Regions from separate parts of the Homo sapiens genome. Here region 1 is linked to region 2. Evidence: chromatin loops called from intact Hi-C (ENCODE). Cell type or tissue: breast epithelium. All regions are shown on one strand. Links, peaks and the distances in the headings refer to the core of each region. The heading gives the core; the rest is flanking DNA. Region 1 overlaps LOC105373351 (a long non-coding RNA gene). Region 2 has its middle 9.8 kb from the start of LINC01875.

The links. Hi-C counts contacts between places; a loop is a spot of excess contacts. Peaks named below come from ENCODE experiments on the same cell type or tissue, not always from the same donor. Only the 100,000 strongest peaks of a DNase experiment are listed, where the experiment ranks them.
Region 1: a loop joins it to region 2, with 3.0 times the contacts of the local background. A loop is called at or near these places in 1 of 110 quality-filtered maps.

What each region holds. Positions count from the first base shown.
Region 1 is chr2:383,302-386,214 of GRCh38, forward strand. It overlaps LOC105373351 (a long non-coding RNA gene), which reads left to right. Exons shown (of 3, transcript XR_922703.3): 2 at 2,656-2,755. Among named protein-coding and RNA genes, the nearest start is that of LINC01865, 68 kb to the left of the region's middle. In breast epithelium, for the core only: no CTCF peak of the experiment used is centred there; no DNase peak of the experiment used is centred there.
Region 2 is chr2:554,109-557,021 of GRCh38, forward strand. No RefSeq gene overlaps it. Among named protein-coding and RNA genes, the nearest start is that of LINC01875, 9.8 kb to the left of the region's middle. In breast epithelium, for the core only: no CTCF peak of the experiment used is centred there; DNase peaks (open chromatin) are centred at 1,314, 1,623 and 2,473; H3K4me3 peaks cover 821 bases; H3K27ac peaks cover 1,341 bases.

The DNA of each region.
Region 1 (2,913 bases), core at 166-2,665, 170 kb before region 2:
TGGGACTGAATTACTGGTATTTTACCCGGGAAGCCTGCAGGGGCGAGCTGAGCTCGGGCAGAGCCTGCGCGGCTCAGGGACGGTCACTGTGTCCTCACACGGGCAGAACGGGCTCTGAAAACAGCCATTACCAGCCATTGGCTCCATTTTCCCTGGCGCTGTTTTCTCTGAGAAAAATGAGGGCAGCGTTTATCTTGGCTTTGCTTTGTGTCTTTCTCCTAGTTTTCTCCTCCCTGACGCTGTCTTGCAGTGTAAGCCAACGTGGCTTAAGACAGTTCGGCATTCATCAACTATTGATTGCAAGTCTAATCAATAGCGTGACTGTGTGAGTGTAATCAAAATACTTGAATTATTTTAAACAATTATTTTAAATATTTTTTCTGACACACACATACGCACACACTTAGACAATTTAACTGCACTTTTTTTGCTAATAAAATTTACATTATTTGTGCCAGTTAAAACTACCTTCCGACAGCCTGAACTGAAGATGAAAGTCAAGGAATTTATTTTTCACATAATGCCTAGTAAGAAGCTGCCATGAAAATTTCTACTTGGGCACAGAGTGTTTCTGTCCTTTTAAAAAGGGAGTAGAAAGTTGTATAATTTGATATGGAAAATTATTACCATCCAGGTTTTCCTACTTTCTGGGTAAAGGTCCTGAGTGCTGGGCTTTTTCCAGATGCCGGCCAACAGATCCTTGGGGTGTGGCTCCGTGATGAAGCCAGCCCCACCCTGCAGGGCTGGCAGCCGCCTGTGACCCTGTGACTCAGCGGCCACGGCGTGTCTACAAGGAGCCCAGTTGCAGGTGCAGGTGGGAGGGCCCAGGATGGAGGCTCTGATGCAGCAGGAGCCGGGTGGGCAGTGATGCTTGCATCCCTGATGGGGAGGTCCCGCCAGGCCTCATGTGCTGGGTGCTGTGCCCTCTTCCTATGCAGGGAAACGGACAACATTTCTGGAACTCAGTGACGCTAAAGTTCTGTATCTTTTTATCCTTTCTTTCATGCAAGGAATAGTAGGATTTGAGGGTGCAGAATTTGGATAGAATTGTTCTTATAGCAGATTATAACAAAGGGGAATGTTTGGACTTACCAGTTAAGTGGAAATGCATATAGATAGTCAATAACTGTATATGTACTTTGATTCCAAGTGGTTTTGAAGTTGTGGAGCTGGGGGCCAATGAAGAAGGATCTAGCTCTGAAACCAGGACTCAGAATGTGATAGAAAAGATCAGGCTGCGGGCGGGGCTCACACCTGTAATGAGACAGAGGCGGGAGGATCACTTGAGCCCAGGAGTTCCAGACCAGCCTGGGCAACATAGTAAGGCCTCATCTCTACTAATAAACATTAGCTGGGGATGGTGACGCATGCCTGTGGTCCCAGCTACACAGGAGGCTGAGGCAGGAGGATGGCTGGAGCCCAGGAGGTTGAACCTGAGGTGGGCAGTGGTGGTGCCATTGCCCTCCAGCCTGGGCAAGACAGCAGACCCTGTCTTAAAAAAAAAAAGATCATGGTAGTCAAATGTTAGGATAAATTAATCTTATTAATCAAGTTATGTTGTTTAAATATCAGCTAAGGCCAGAGAGGGAGCCATCTTTTGCTTTGTTTTTCTTTAAATGATGTATAGGTATTATTTCTAACATAAGGCTTGAAAAACTAATGAAGTGTAATAATTTTAATGAATAGGTGGTTTATGAAAAGAGAGGTTTGGGAATTCCACGTTTCTAATCTTCATCTCAGAAAGCGCAACCGCAGGCCCACCTAGAGACTCACGCCCCACTCAGGCTCTCCTGCTCAGGGCTGTAGCAGGGCGGGAACACTCTTCACCTTCAAACCTGAACCCCCAAATGTCAACCTGCACCGAGGCACCTATGAGCATGGCAACTCTTGTCTCTATTCGGCAAGACCCCTCTAAAACCATAACCCCCTCCAGCCCAGCCAGCCACCCTGAGGCAGCCCTCTCACCCTGGCATTCAGCATTTGTCACATAAAGAAAGCTTTGCAGAGTTCCACACACCCAGTAGCTGACTGTGAACCTCCCTCAAGGTCCTTGGCCTTTCGCCTGCTGTCACCTGATGTTACTACTGGGTGCACGTGGGGCCTGCACGGGTTCCTGGTGGCTCCTGCGGTCTGGAGCCTGGGACCTACCACCCTCCGTCCCCCCTGTCCCTCCTGAGAGTCAGAGCTGGCTGAGGACACTCTTACAGAGGAGAGGACATTTTCTTAGTCAAGGGTCTGTGAGTGGCTGGACTTTATTCTTGGAACCCCCTTTGAGAAATCATTTGGAAAGTGAGTGGTTCACTATTGTAATTGCGAACAGTTTTTAAAAATACGATTTCCTTCTTTATAAAGTGCTCAAAGTGCTGGACTTGGTGCATTTTATAAAGAAGGAAATCGTATTTTTAAATAGCACTTTTATATTGTGTTGTCCTCTTATGTTCTGAAATAAAATATGGAATAAGAATTGAGTGCAAAACTGAAATCCGAATTTATACTTTGAGATAATGTGGCCAAATACGTTTAGAAAGTCCTGCAACAATTCACAAGCCATGTGGACATGGTGTGGGGCTCGGCTGGGTGAGGGTTTTCTCCTCCCTCTCTGGAGGGAAGGTGGAACAGGGTGAATTAAAATCCTGCTCCCCTTTCCTCCCACAGGGAGATGGCTAATGACCCACAGCTGGGATCATTGCTGCCTGCTCAGGACTTGAGTTACTGGATGTCGGAGGCTTACAAAGTGCTCTTTCTGAACGAAAAGGTAATTACAGTGTTTAAGAGCAGCTCCAGGAAGTGTGTATGGATTCTACAACTTTGTTTTCTTCTCTCTGGCTAATAGAAATCATCCAGCCCTCCCAATGAGGCCGCCTTGGGGCCAAATCCCCAAAGTGGCAGGCAGTCCCCGGAGAAAGCAATTCT
Region 2 (2,913 bases), core at 160-2,659:
CGGAGCGGCTGCAGGACACCAGAAGCTGTTTTCCATCTGGTTCCTGCATTGTTTAATTTGTGCTTCACAGAGAGAGGTTTTATTCTCATTTGACAAGTAAGGTTTTAAAAAACTTAATAACTTCTTTTAAAAATCTGGTAAGGAATAGAACTTCATTTGCGTCCCTGGTTCAAATATTTTCATGACACTGGACACAGAAAACTATGGCTGGGTGTGTGGTAAGGGGAAAACCCGCTCCTTAAGGCAGCTTCCTGCGTGCCCACCGTGTTCGGGCCCCCGTGGGACTTGTCTCTGCCCACGTATAAGTTTTCATTCACAAAACCAGTTAAAAAGAAAACTCAACACTTTTCTCCATCATGGGAAACATTCAAATGCTTTGTATCATGAAGAATGCAGCCTTAAGACTGTCATCCTTCTAGGAAGAGAGCGGTTTTTACAATTCACAGTTTTTAGAACTGTCCTCATCCTGTTCTGATCTGGGGCCCTCCCTGCTCCGCCTGGGCTGTCACCGTGTCCTGGGGGTGACATGGGCCTGCTCCGCGGGGCGTGGAGACCGGGCCCTTCTTCCTGGGGGTGACGTGGGCCTGCTCCGCGGGGCGTGGAGACCGGACACTGCCTCCTGTGCTGTCATTCCGTGCTCCCATGGCTTTGTTTCCTTAGACTATTGCTTAATGTGAGTGTTGGTGGTGCCTGCTTTGTTTATGAGGACCTGAATTTAAAGAACCAATAATAGTTCACCTATTAAAATTTAAACTCTTGGGAGTATCTATTATTTAGAAAACTGAGGTCAAGTCTCCCCTCCAAAAACACTGTCTTGAAGATATTTTTTAAGCCAAATTTTTGAAAAAAGCTTCAATTAACAGAAAATCTACGGAGTCCTATTTCTGAAAATTATATTTTTAGGCTGAAAGTTCCACAATATCGCAGTGAACCTTTCCTCTAAATCAGTCTTTTTCACAGTCTGTCTCTGTTTCTCACACACACACATGCACACACACGCACACCGTGTTCACTGACTCGAGGTCTGTCTTCCCACTTGACTGTGTTCTGATTTTTTGTCATCTACCCTACACCTAACACAAGGACAATGAAACAACACTTGTTGAATACATGCAATGAATACAACAGGAATGATCATGTTCTCATGTTCAAGCCAATTTTCAAAGGTGGACTTATGAGCAGTGCCAGCATTTTCCAGGCCATGGTGAGCCTGTGGACTTGAACAGGGGGTCATGAGCAGGGTTGGAAGGCACTCAGAGCCTGTGGACTTGAACAGGGGGTCACGCGCAGGGTCAGAAGGCACTCACGACACAGGGCCTCTGCTCCTCCACGACCTCCCCTCGGTGACCCAGAGTGCCCTCTTGTCACAGCCTGTGGGGGAGACGAGGGTCTCAGGGCACTGTGGATCCCAGTGGGGCACGTGTCTACACACTCTCCTCACATGCCCCAGATCTGCGTCACTTTAAAATATTTTGATAGGTTATAAGTAAGGAAGATTGCTGCAGGACCAGTAAAAGTGTGCTCACAGATGATTTACAAAGTATCCTGAGAGATCTGGGGAGGCGAGAGCAACCTGCTCACAGATTTTGCCAAAATCAACATTTAAACAACTCCGTTTGGCAGAAGAGCAGCGCTATTGGAATTAGCCGGCAGCTCTTTCCTGCTGGGCCTCTGCCAGCCTCCAGACCCCACAGAGCAGAGGCTATGACTTAAAAGCAGCTAAAAAGCTTGAAGAAATAGAAGCCTGGATTAGGCAGAATATCCCAAACTTGAAACAGGCAGGTTCTTCCATGGACTTCTCTCTTTCCTCCTTTGACCCAGTGTTCACGATGAGTCCCCTTCCTCTCCTTCCACTGCCTCATTTTCCTGCACATTGTGCCGCCTTGAAACTTCCACCATATAATTGCTCTTGATTTTATATTTTGTATGTTCCCTTAGAAAGGTTTAAATATGATCATGTGCAGAGCCATTGGATAAATTTGTGGAATAACCAAAAATTACTATGCAAAGCTTTTCTGAGGGACATGGAACATTTTAATGCATTTTAATTGTTTCTCCTCTTAGTGATATGAACTAAAAATAAAATCCTAAGCGCCCCCCAACAACTGATGGAATGGCCACAGAAACCCCAGAAAAACCTTACAGCTGAGTTCCTGGCCATGATGGGATGGGAGGCTGGACGGGCCTCAGATACCCCTCCAGTTTACAGTTTAGACACAACAATAACCAGCTTTAAAACGGAGATTATAAAAACGAACAGAACAGACTCTTTGCGGCAATGAGATACCAAATTATGAACAGGACCTAAGGCCATTGCAGGCAAGGGTGAAGTCACACACCCCGCATGCAAAGAATCGACTGTCCTCACTGCCACCAGGTTTTTCTTCTTCTCTAGCAGCCGAACAAGCACTAGCCTTGAATCAACATGAAACCCATCGCAGCTCATCCAGCTCACAGACACTGCTCCGTGAGCCACAACTACAGCTCTGATTGCACAAGAGGCTGATTTCAGTAACTCTCTCCTAAGCGACCCCGGACCACAGACGGGTTCTGACCGGTTTACAGAGGCTGCCTTCACATTCTGAAAACACCTTTTGACATACAGGACCTGACGGTAATACATTTAAATATTACATCTCCACCCCAAGGTGAACATGAGTCGTATGTTACACACGTGTCTGTTTAACACGTGTCAGCACCACCTTTGTAAATATCTGCAGCTCTCCTGTGCCTGATGAATGGGTATCTTTAGCCAACTGTTCAGCCTGAAGCTCCTGCCCCAACCCCTCCTGCCGGAAGTGCCCATCTCTGGTCTTGGCAGGAGGCTGGACTTCCCAGCCCATAGGGTGGCCTCCTTGCAGGCTGTAACCCTTTACAAGAAATAAAGTCTTCTCTGCTTTTCCAAATTTATAA